Linked DNA regions of Homo sapiens: region 1 is linked to region 2. The links are chromatin contacts, found by Hi-C or POLR2A ChIA-PET in ENCODE. All regions are on one chromosome and are shown on one strand. Each heading gives the region's core, a stretch centred on a gene start or an enhancer-like site at or near the end of the contact. The rest is flanking DNA. Distances are from core to core; before and after follow the strand shown. Region 1 overlaps KALRN (kalirin RhoGEF kinase). Region 2 overlaps ITGB5 (integrin subunit beta 5).

The links. Hi-C counts contacts between places; a loop is a spot of excess contacts on that map. ChIA-PET counts read pairs that join two places held with the same protein, here RNA polymerase II (POLR2A). Pooled maps may share reads with other maps.
Region 1: a loop to region 2 is called in a map of PC-9, with 5 times the contacts of the local background. The contact joins two enhancer-like sites. A Hi-C loop is called at or near these places in 7 of 168 maps with a recorded cell type or tissue (A673, Caco-2, HCT116 and 4 more) and 10 of 50 pooled maps. POLR2A ChIA-PET finds 5 or more read pairs at or near these places in 1 of 52 experiments (BJ).

The regions. Positions count from the first base shown.
Region 1 is chr3:124,567,086-124,572,943 of GRCh38, forward strand. The region is part of intron 34 of KALRN (kalirin RhoGEF kinase); the gene reads left to right. All of the region lies in intron 2 of LOC105374076 (a long non-coding RNA gene), which reads right to left. Among named protein-coding and RNA genes, the nearest start is that of UMPS, 160 kb to the right of the region's middle. Within about 2 kb of position 2,890, at least 2 of the 41 ENCODE cell types and tissues checked have a DNase peak (open chromatin) inside an H3K27ac peak, as active enhancers do.
Region 2 is chr3:124,759,711-124,766,269 of GRCh38, forward strand. It overlaps ITGB5 (integrin subunit beta 5), which reads right to left. Exons shown (of 15, transcript NM_002213.5): 13 at 6,516-6,559; 14 at 4,681-4,847; 15 at 2,238-4,008. The coding sequence ends at 3,913. Among named protein-coding and RNA genes, the nearest start is that of MIR544B, 31 kb to the left of the region's middle. RefSeq lists enhancers at 1-445, 446-1,035, 1,572-1,866. Within about 2 kb of position 1,726, at least 4 of the 41 ENCODE cell types and tissues checked have a DNase peak (open chromatin) inside an H3K27ac peak, as active enhancers do.

The DNA.
Region 1 (5,858 bases), core at 1,640-4,139, 190 kb before region 2:
GAGAATCATCTGGGAGCTTTTCCAAATGACAATGCCCAGACCCCACCTAGAACAAATGGAATCAGAATCTCTGGATGGGGCCTGAGGGTCAGTATTTTTAAGTGTTCCATAGGTGAATCTAAGGTGCAGTCAGGGTTGAGAACCACTGCACTAGCCCGGTCTCCTCTCTTCCAAGAGAACACTCAGGCTCAGGAAAGCAAGGTGACCTCCCTGAAGCCACAGGGAGTCTGTGGCCAAGCTGGAGCAGACCAGGGCTCCCAGCACCTGTTGAGCTTCTGGGTAGTGCTAGGGCTCCTCTCTGCCCTTCCCTCCTCTGCCTTCTGTGGGAGCAGTGGTTGGTTATTTCCTCCTGATAAGTCTTGGTGTCATTCATGATGGGGTTGGTGAAAAAGAGTGGGGCTGTGTGTCAGAATTGGGGTGGGGCTGCCTTTCCTGCTACTTTACTGCCACTCTGACATCTTAGGGCTTCTCACTGGGATTGGGCCCTCCAGCCCTAGTCCTGCCTTTCCACAGGCCCCTCTCACTTTCACAGCAGCAGGTGGTGGAGGGCAGCACCTCCCAAGAGGCAAGCCTTTGTAGCAGTGGTTTCCAACTCTGGATGCACCTTAGAAACCACCTGGAGGAGGTTTCTAAAAATACTGATGCCTCATATCCACCCCAGAACAATTAATCCAGCTGCCAAGGACCTGGACATCAGTATATTTTTAAGTTCTTTTGTGAAAAAAATAAAAAGAAAAAAATTAGCCGGGCATAGTGGCATGCACCTGTAGTCCCAGCTATTCAGGAGGCTGAGATGGGAGGATTGCTTGAGCCTGAGGGTTCAGGGCTATAGTGAGCTGTGTTCACGCCACTGCACTCCAGCCTGGGCAAAAGAGTGAGACTCTATCTCAGGGGGAAAAAAAAAGAAGAAGAACAAACTTAGTGATTCTGATGTTCCCTTAGGGTTGAGAACCACTGCTTTGTGGACTCAGCACCCCCAGGGTGTCAAGCTTAGGAGATACTTAAAGATGTATTAGAAAGGTTGAGGGTTAATGTCCAGATTATATAAAGAACTCCTGCAACTCAACAACAACAACCAAAAACTAAATTTAAAAATGGACAAAGGACTTAAACAGAAATTTCTCCAAAGAAGATATACAAGTGACCAATAAGTACATGAAAAGATATTCAACATCACTAATTATTGCTAGGAAAATGATAATCAAAACAACAATAACATGTCACTGCAAAGGATGGCTATTGTTTAAAATGTGCACACACAGAAAATAACAAGTGTTATGAGGATGTGGAGAAATTGGAACCCTTGTACACTGCTGGTGGGAATGCAAAATGGTACAGCTGCCATGGAAAACAGTATGGGATTCCTCAAAAAAGTAAAAATAAGATTATCATATCATCTAGCAATCCAACATCTGAGTATATATCCAAAGGAATTGAAAGCAAGGACACAAGCAGAAATTTGTACACCCATGCTCATAGCAGCATTATTCACAATAGTCAAAAGGTGAAAGCAACCCCAGTGTCCAGCAACAGGTGAATTGAATATATACATACAATGGGATACTCTTCAGCCTTAGAAAGTTAGGAAATTCTAACACATGCCACAACATGAATGAACCTTGAGGACATTAGGATAAGTGAAACAAGCCAGACACAAAAGGACAAATACTATATGATTCCATTTAAATGAAATACCTTGAGTAGTCAACTTTTTAGATGTAGAAAGAATGATGATTGCCAGGGGCTGGAGGGAATGGGGAATTAGTGCCTGTTGGGTACAGAGTTTCAGTTTTGCAAGATGAAAAATGTTCTGGAGATGGATGGTGATGATGGTTGCATGACAATGTGAATGGACTTAATGCCACTGAACTGTACACTTAAAAATGGTGAGAATGGCTTTTAAAAAGTATTGGTCCTGGGTACTTCTGCCCCAGGCTCCAATAACCAGTCTAGGTTCTTCTGTACCTGGCTGTACAGGACACCTGTGTTCCTTTTCCTGTGCACTTTCTTCCCTGGCTGGGGCTGAGGGTCTGGAGAAGCTGTAAGGAAATACCTCTCTGCTTATGAAACCAAGTCCAAGGCTTCCCCCGTGAGCCTCAGAAGCAGATGCTCTAGAGGAGAGGGACAGTGGCCCATGGCACCCCTGGCTTGTTCATGAGGAGTCCTCTCCCTGAAGGCCTCCTGATGATTTCTGCTGTTACCACCTACTTGGCCTCAGGAACAGCTTCCCCATGCTGCAGAAGGTGGTGGAGAACCGTGGATAAAACTTGGGCTCTGAAGGCAATTACCATCAACAGCCTGAGAATGCCGGGCAAGTTTGATAATGTCGACTTGTGTTAAGTGTGTCACCAACTCACAAAAATACCTAACATTTATTGAGCTTTACCATGGGTCAGGTTCTGGGTTGCTTTATGCTAATAGCAATAATATTTTCCTCATCTTACAGATAAAGACACTGAGTCTTAAAAAGATTAGGTAATATGCTCAAAGTCACATAGCTGACAAGCAGTGGGCCTAAATTTGAACCCACGCCTGTCCATTTCCCAAGGTCTCACTTTACCACTGTGTTCTACACCCTCCCAAGTCTGAAAGCCTTTGAGACAGGCACTTTAGTTTATTCTCCCATCTGACTTGGCTTGTTAGCCAGTCTAGCTGAATCTAAGAGCATTAACCCCATTATAGTTACACATACCCACCTTCCCACTCTCCCTCTCACCTCTGGCCCCAAATGCCCCACTCTCTAGGAGGAGTGGTAGTAATCAGAGACAGATTTTGTCCTGTGGGTGCTTTGCCAACTAATAAGATTCTGATGTCCTCAGCTGGAGCAGAATGACTCCAAGGAGCACTCTGGACAGCAGGCTGAGCTTAGTCCAACTCTGATAGCGGCCTGCCAACCCCTGGTGCTGGCCCAGCCTGTTCAACAGATTGTCTGCAGGATGGAAGTCCCCTGCACTTTCTGCTGCCAGGAGCCAAAATGCCAAAAAGTTCAGGCTCCTCTGCCTACCAGGAGAGTCCTCCAAAGGTCTTTCTCTACCTCTTACTTTTCAGTATAATTCTGCATTAGGAGCCCTACCCTCAGGTTTTTCATTTATGCCATAATGCCTAACATGGCTTCACTATGGGAGGCTAAAAAAATAATTAGAGGATGAATATTCCCTAAACATTTCCTTTCAGGTACGAAGTGACATGTTATAAATTGCAGCTTGCTGATTTACTTTATCCTACAGTCCTCAATTGCAGGATTGAAGTACGATCCTTCAATCCTCTTCATTTGTATAGGATTGTACTGGTAATTGACTAGATGTGAGGTAGTCCTTTGAGATTCAGAACTCACTTCCTCATAGAAGCAGAAGTATACATGGGAGTATGATCAATGAGGGTGAGAACAGGTTTCCACACTAGCCCACAACATTTTCCTTTATATTAGCATAGCTGAATTACCCTATGTTTGCAATGAAAAGGTGTGGTATGGTGTTTTTAAAAATTATAATACTGTTGGGTAAGAATAGCTGAAACCCAAAAATAATGCATTTGAATAAGAAATGTTGTAATTTATTTGAGTACTGATACTTTTTGAAGAAAAGTATGTTTAAAGATAGATGGAGAGAGTCTAAAAGGAGCTCCTTGACATTTTTCAGAATCATAAAAAGTTAGAGTTGAAACTTACTCTTTTTATAACTGGATAAAACCGGTTCTTGAATAGATTTAATTTGACTCCAGAACATTGGCTTCTTTTGGCTCCTGGGATCTTAGAATTGAAAAGCAGGTGAAAGGTGTTCTAGCTCACTCTCTTTCCAAATACAAGAAACCCCTTCCACAATGTCCTTGACAAGTGGTCAGCTAAGCATTACTTGAGCACTTCTAGGGACTGGGAGCTTATTACTTCTAGAGCCTGTTGGATTTTAGTGTAATTCTAAGGGCTAGAATATTCCTCATATATTGCACTGAAATCCAAACACTTTCTACCCACGTCTCCTTCTATTCTCCCCCGTCCGAGCCCCGAGTGTAAATCCACCAGTGCTAATTATTATTCTCCCTCTCCTTCTGATCTGTATCTAGAAGAAAGTAATACAATTTGCAGATAAAATGTTAAACACTTCTTTCCTAAGCTATATAAGCCTAGCAATTTCTCCATAAATCCTTTTATTAAACGCTTAGAGCAGAACAAAATGTTTTTAATTAAATTCAACAATCCTGACTTGTTTAAAGTGATTGTTTGTGTTTATGGATTAATAGTCCTTTCCAATGTCCTTGGATTTGAGAACTTCACAGTCCATCCTTACCCTTGAACTTTGGGCATCCCCTGGTTTCTCACTCACAGACACCTGATCTGTTGTCCTCTCTGGGCATAGAGCTTAGAGGCAAGTGCCTTCTACTCTGAGACTCTCTATAGGCTGGACTTTTTTCCTGGTTATTCCCTACAGTCATTCATATTGCTATTTGTTCTAAAGTAGCATTTTTATTACCTTTTATTCATGTCTTCCTGAATTACCTCTAGGATCCTTTCCACTTCTAAAAATGTCTGTTTTTTTCTCTCTGCATCAGGTAATTACCTTTGTTAATTTAAAGGGATTAACCAAAGTATCCTGTGTTTATTTTATTTTTTTTCTATTTTTTATTTTGGAGACAGGGCCTCACTCTGTTGCCCAGGCTGGAGTGCAGTGGCAAATAGCTGGGACCACAGGTGCTTGCCACCATCCCTAGCTAATTTTTGTATTTTTTTGTAGAGATGAGGTTTCGCCATGTTGCCCAGGCTGGTCTCGAACTCCTGAGCTCAAGCAATCTGCCTGCCTTGGCCTACCAAAGTGCTGGGATTACAGGTGTGAGCCACTGCACCCAGCCAAAGTATCCTATTTTTGATGCATATAAGCATAGCATAAATATCTTCATTTTGAGGTCCAATTTTTTAATTTGGGGTGCATGAAATCTCCATTTTTGTAGTAAAAAATGGTTGAGACTGGGTGCAGTGGCTCACATCTTTAACCCCAGCACTTTGGGAGGCCAAGGCAGATGGATCACTTGAGCTCAGGAGTTCTAGACCAGACTGGGCAACATGGTGAAACCCCATCTCTACCAAAAATACAAAAAATTAGCTGGGCATGGTGGCATGCACCTGTGGTCCCAGCTGCTGGGGGTGGAGGTGGGGGAAGGGCTGCAGTGGGAAGGGAGGTGGAGGTTGCAGTGAGCCTAGATTGTGCCACTGCACTCCAGTCTGGGTGACAAAGCAAGACCCCATCTCAAAAAAAAACAAAAAACAAAAAACAAAAAAAAAAACAGGTTGAATGTCAGCAATTTCAGTTAAAAATGGCCCAACCTAATGTATTGTAATCTACTGTTTTTTTTCCTTAAAAGGGTACTGGCAAATCTTTGAAAACGGAACAGAATTTAGTTCTCAGGGAATCAGATGGGGTGGGAAGAAGACAGGGTATGAAATGAGAAGCCACTTATTTTGAGTAGAATGTCACCTAATCTTCCTGGGTTTAGCTTCCACATTTATGCAAAAGGAAGCTGATAAAGATGCCTATGTAACAGAGTTGCTGGGAGGCTCAAGGGTAGAAATGTTAAGTAAAAGTGATTTTTAAACTGTGAGGTTGGTTTTATTATTATGTGCACAGGCTGATTGTTTAGGATAAAACAAAAGTTGTCTGTGGCTTTACCTCGGTATGCAGTAGACTATAAAAACATGGTCTGTCTGTAATCCCAACACTTTCAGAGGTTGAGGCAGGAGAACCTCTTGAGCCCAGGAGTTCCAGACCAGCCTGGGCAACAGAGCGAGACCCCGTCTCTAGGAAAAATTTTTAAAAAGCCGGGCATGGTGGTGAGTGCCTATAGCCTCAGCTACTTGGAGGGTTGAGGTA
Region 2 (6,559 bases), core at 476-2,975:
GAGATGGACTTCCTGACATTCACATCCAAGAGAAAGAAATTGGATATGAAGGCCTTCTCACTGACACATCACCCAACCCGTCTTGGAGGTGGCTCTCGCAGATGGGGGGCTGGCCAGGCAGCGACTGTCTTTCCCTCCTTCCCATGGGTCCCTCCCAAAGCAGCAACTGAGCAGGCAGGGCCTCTGGGGGCTGAGAAGAACTGTTCCTCAGGCGCAGCCCCCTCACAGCTGTCTCTCCTATTCTTCTCCCTCCAGCTCTTATGTTTGCACCCCTGGAGGGTCTGAAGGCCTGAGTAGGAGCTGGGTCCTGACTATGAAGTCTGGAGCCCCAGAGCTGGGGGAGAACAGGATGCCGGGTGGGAGAGACCTAACTAGGCCTTCTCAGCTGGGGGACCTCCAGAGGAGCCCCAACGCTGAGTCGCAGCCAGGACCTCGGAGCCCCAACGCTGAGTCGCAGCCAGGCCACAGCTGTCTGAGTGCTCACAGCCTCCATGCAGGCAGTGACCCAGCTCCAGGCATGTTCACATGCCATGCCCTGTCTGCATTTCCAGTGCCCACTGGACAAACCCCCAGCTTCCTCAGGCACCTCACACCCCACAGGCGCAACACCTCTTCCGGAGCCTCATCCCAGCACTGTCACTGTCACTGCCTTTGCGTCTTTTACTTCTCCCCGCCTCCTCTCTGCCAGTCTCAAAGCTTGTTACTAGCTGTATTAGTCTGCTCAGGCTGCCGTAACAAAATATCACAGACTGGGTGGTTTCAACAACTAACTTTCTCATAGTTTTGGAGGCTGTGGAAGTTGATCAAGTGTCAGCAAAAATGGTTTCCCCTAAGGCCTCTCCTGTTGGCTTGCAGGCAGCCACCTTCTCACTGTGTCTTCACACAGCTTTTCCTCTCTGCAGCCCTGGGGTCTCTACCTGGTCTTATAAAGACACCAGCTGCATTGAGTTAGGGTGCCACCCTATGACCTCATTTAATCGCAATTCATTCTTTAAAGGCTCCATCATCTCCAAATGCTATCACTTTGGGGCTTTAGGGCTTACAACAAATGCATTTTTGCAGGGACACAATCCATTCCATAACAGCTGAGTATACAAGGATGTCCTCAGAAGCAAGTAGGAACCATGGTATTGGATGTCCTCCAGGGAGAGGGAGGAGCTAAAGGGCATACTCCAGCAGAGAAGGACCTTCTGTCCTCCCTGCCCGTTTTTCCCCATCTGTTTGCTCTTACCTGAAATTCATCCCAAGAGTTTCATGATAATCACCTCAAGCTTTGATCCTAATTAAACAAATTTAAAAATCACATTTCTTCCCTGGAAGAGGTAGCGATTGGTTAGTTTAATAAAGTACTAGTCAATCAAGCTGAATGAGAATTCCCTGGTTTTTTTTTTTTCTTTTTTGTAGAGCCAGGGTCTCATTGTGTTGCCCAGGCTGGTCTCGAACTCCTGGGCTTTGGCAATCCTCCCACCTTGGTCTCCCAAAGTGTTGAGATTACAGGCGTGAGACACCATGCTCGGCCAAAGGCCCATTTTGATAAAAATATCTTAAAATTACAAAATGACCCATCTGGGGGTGGGTTGTGAAATGAAGCGTTTGGAATAGATTATCTTTGTGGTCACTTGCAGCTCGCTGGATAACCTTTAAAATTATACATTGGGTCGGAATCTCGGGAGTCAGATCTCCAAACAGCTCATGCCAAGAGCTTCCAGCAGGGGGCAGCAAGGCACCGTGAGCACTGGTTCCGTAACATCCCTCGGCGTCAGACGAAAACACCCTCACTTTCCACGTCAAGTGGAACTAGAACAAATCCTCCTTTGCTATCTGTGGCTCAAGAATGTTGTGCCCAGGCCAGGCGCGGTGGCTGACGTATGTAATCCTAACACTTTGGGAGGCCAAGGTGGGAGGATCGCTTGAGCTTGGGAGTTGTAGACCAACCAGCCTGGGCAACATAGTGAGACCTTGTCTCTGCAAAAAATAAAGTATTATCTGGGTGTGATGGTGCACACCTGTAGTCCCAGCTACTTAGGAGGCTGAGTTGGGAGGATCACGGGAGACCAGGAGATTGAGGCTGCAGAGAACTGAGATTGCACCTCTGCACTCCAGCCTGAGTGACCCAGTGAGATCCTCTCTTAAAAAAAAAAAAAAAGAATGTCGTGCCCTTAGAGAAAATGAGATTCTGAGCCAGTTAATGATTTGTCTCCAGGAAACCCAAAATTAAACATGAGAGAAACCCAAAGTTTCTTCCAAAATTACATTTATTTTTCTCAATTCAGAAAAGTCTCAACACCACAATTTATCTGTTTAATGTTTTCATTTACATTTGGCTTTATCCCAAAAAGGGTTTAACAGTGTCACCAAGTTACCAGGTCTCTGTTTCATCATATTTACACAAGATGAAGGAAACTCAATCTGTTCGTATTTGCCCCAGGTAATAGGTTCTATGTAGTGACAGGCATTTCACTATTTGACTTAGTGTTTGCCAAAATGAAGTAAGGGGAATTGGGTCCAGAGCTGAGGACAGATCCATTTGGAATGAAAGCATAATAACCTTGAAGTTATTCCAGTGACAAAAAATGATCAGTGAAAGATTTTCTAAGAGCAAGCAGGAATGAGGAGGCTGGCCCTCTGGCCAGCATGAGATGGGGTCTTAGGAACAGTTTGTCATTCAGTAACCTCCTAACAAACACTCGGGCAAGCCACTTCCCCTCTCTGAGAATCAGTTTCCTCTTCTGTACATAAGGGGAGAGGGTCAGTCAACCATCTTAGATATGGGAACTTAAGGGGACTTCATGGCCCTGCGGGAAAAAAGCTCAAATGTGTTTTTTTGCATTGGGCCTGCATGGGACGTAAGTGTTTCGGGAGTGAGGGGAGGCCTTGGAAGGGAACTGCTATTGCTAATGATGATTAAGAGATGACTTCGTGTGGGAACCACCACTCAACCCTTGCTTGTCTGTACAATCTATTTCCAGCCTCAGCCCCTCAGAACAAGGGGTGGTTTTTATGGTGTCTAGCCTGGAACTCTCTGTCAGTAAAAGCTGGAAGGGGCCAAAGGTATCTGCTCAGTGTTCCCCCTTGCACAGCCCTCACTGCCCCGAGCACCTCATGCTTACTTGACAAGCTGCAGTCTGGAGTATCAGACCAGCCTGTGTCCCATCCCTGAGGAAGTACACGGCCGCTTCAATCCCCACTGGGGGCACCATTTTAAGTCCGCTCAGAAAGAAAGAAACACACAGAGAGTATCAGACAAACACAAATTCTTTTGGTTTTAATCTTTACTTCCAATCCCAAACAATCTTGTTTCTTTTCATTATAAAAGTACTAAACAAACACGGACAGGAGAGGAAACTGACATTTGCAAACGATGTACCTTCAACAGGCATCTCAACAGCCCCATCACCAACACCTGTGTGCAAGGCATAGCCATCACGCAGAAAAGTCTCAGGACTCAGAACTACACCATAAATGCAGGATCTTTTTATTTCATATAAAAATGATCAATGTGAAAAAAGCCAAACTGTATGCTGGTTTTACAGACTCCGACCCTTCCTGACAGTCTTCTTGTCTGGCCAGGCTGGGGGCCCAGCATTCCTGGAAGGGAGAGACAGCCCAGCATCTCAGTATTTCATTGGGACAACAAGCTGGATGTGGCAGGGAAAGCTGAGAGCGCCAAGGTCCCCTTGCTTTATCCCAAGCTCGGAGGGACGCAGCCTGGCATGGCTCTGGCCTAGCAGCCAGGTGACATGGCCAGGCACCTTCCTGTACAGGCACTGTGGGCTCCTGGCCCAGGCTCACTAGAAGGTCTTCTCTGTGGTGCCTACCTAGGGAGCTGTGATCAAGCCGAGCAGCCGTGCAAGGCGTTTCAGTCTGACCTTTTCATCAGATCCCCGCTCCAGCCCCTCGGAGAAGGAAACATCAGTCCACAGTGCCATTGTAGGATTTGTTGAACTTGTTGAAGGTGAAGTCCACAGTGTGCGTGGAGATAGGCTTTCTGTATAATGGATTTGAAGCCTACAGAACACGGCGGGGAAGAGGATGAGGACACATGTTAGCTCACACACTCAAACCGACAGACGCAGGCCCTAGGATCCCTTCCCAGGTCAGCCCCCTGCGACAGCAGCAGGCAGAGCACTCAGGAGGAGACGGCCGTGGGCTCTAGGACAGCTCTGTGTTCCCCAGGAAAGCCATCGCCTTCTCTAAGCTTTCACTATCCACCTCTGGAAGGAGGAGTTGGGTCAGAAGGTCTCTGAAGTCCCTTCCAGCTTTAACAGAAACCAAGCCCAGGTTCAGCAGAAACTGACTGCGCTCAGTCCTCTGGGCATTTGCAGTCTGCCTGGGGTGACCAGACTGCAGGTGTGAGTGTTGTAATGGACCATAAGAATCTGAGCTTTCCTGTTGGTCTGTGCTCTCTCTGAGACTGGTCAGACTCTTCCTGAGGCACGCCCAGCGCCTCTGCCCCCATGACCTTCCTGACCTGGGTCTGGAACAGGGATCTGTGCAGCTCACTCTGCACTGGGGCTGTGCAATTCTCTCTCTCCAGAACTGGGCACAGCGTTTCTGGTGTTGATTCTTTTGTTTTTAATGCCAAAGACATTAGTGAGCCTCTATTGCTAACATACCGCTGAACTCAACCACGCCTCTGAGCTTGAAGTCTCCTCTGCTTCCCATTTCCCACGTGCTTACCATTTCATAGCGGGCCCTGGATCGCTCGCTCTGAAACTTTGCAAACTCCCTCCGGTCGTGGATGGTGACAAGCAGCTTCCAGATAGCCAGGAGTGCAAGCCCAACAAGGAGGATGCTACCGACCACAGCCAGGAGGATGGTCATGGCGTTGGGGGTGTTTCCACACTCTGGGGGGACCAGAAGCATGGTAAGCAAAGCCACTAGCATCACCATGCCCCTCTCACGCAACTGCAGGCATTTCTGAGATGAAAGTTGCACCCCTTCCAAAGGCCTTCTCCTCGGCTCTCCCTTAGATCCTCAGGAGGGTTTCCCCAATGTACAAAAAATGAAAGATTCAAAAGGGACAGTGACTGTTCTAAAGTCACACAGCAAGTGTGGCAAAGTCTAGATGAGGGCCCTGGGGCAGGGCTGCCTTTCCCCTCATGGGCAGCACCCACATCCCGCCTGGCCCAGTCTCCATTGCAGGATGCTGGACCCGCTCAGCTTTCGTGTACATGGTTTCAGGAGCAGACTGGGCAGGCAGGAGGTACCATGAAGCCACATGAAGCCACTTCCACAAGGTCTGGGCTGGGGGCCAACATTTGTAAGCCTTTAGCGTGGTGTCCCTTGGAGTAAATGTGCTTGTTTTCAAAGAACCTCAGACACAGCATTGGAAACAAAGCCTCATTCTTACAGGCGTGCATCCTAGGCTGGTACCACACTTCTCTCTGCCTCTGGCCTCAGGAAGGCACATTATGTGGTTGGGCTCAATTTGGAAAAATAGTTTGCAGTGCTGTCGATTGAAGAGAGCAAATCTTTTTCTGCTCCACCCCTGCCTCCCTACCCCCAAGAAGAATGTAAGGGGTGATATCAGATATTCCAGTTACTCCAAGGCAAAGGCTATTGGTCCCTGGGTCCAAGCAGAGGCAGAATGTTGGTATTTGGATTAAAGCTTGACCTCTTCAGTGGTGCTGGGAGCTGAGCATGGGAGCAGCAGGAATGTTGAACCCAGTGCTCCGTTGTCCTTGGAATCCATGCTGGGAAGCAGCAGTGGCCCCGCCCAGGCTGTGTGTGGAGCTGGATGCTCCCTGACTTGAGTGATACCCTGCCCAGCCCTGGTGGTCTAGATGCCCTGCACCCTCCCTGCAGAACACAGCAGCTCCTTGCTGCCTTTGGCTGTGCAGGGTAGGTATGTTCTGTGGTTACTTTCACGTCTGTGCTCCTCCAAGATGAGACCCTCCCCAGGGACAGGGCCCTATCCTTCTATAACTCCCATTGCCCTGACTCACGCTCCCACTAGCGCTTGCCCCAAGAATGGGCCCCCAGCTGCACATTCATCTTTCTTCTAAACTCTAGGAGTGGAGCAGCAGTGACCTCAGATCTGGTCTTCATGAGAAATTGTACTGGTTAGGTGCAGTGGCTCAAACCTGTAATCCTAGCACTTTGTGAGGCCAAGACAGGTGGATTGTTTGAGCCCAGGAGTTCGAGACCAGCCTGGGCAACATGGTGAAAACCTGTCTCTACCAAAAACATACAAAAATTAGCCCGGTGTGGTGGTGCATGCCTGTAGTGCCAGCTGCTCGGGAGGCTGAAGCGGGAGGATCACCTGAACCCGAGGAGGTCAAGGCTGCAGTGAGCTGTGATGGCACCACTGCACTCTAGCCTGGATGACACAGTGACAGCCTGTGTCAAAAAAAAAAAAAAAAAGAAAAAGAAGAAATTGTATCCCTCCTCTCCCTGCAGTTTCAAAAGGCCGATGAGGACAGAAAGGGCAGTGGTCCCAGAGCAGAGAATGGCATCAGAAATCAGAACTGAGGGCTGGCTGAGTGGGCCGAGCCCTTGCAGCCCTCACCTACCTGGCTCCCTGAGGACGGTCAGGTTGGACTTCCCACTGGGGAGC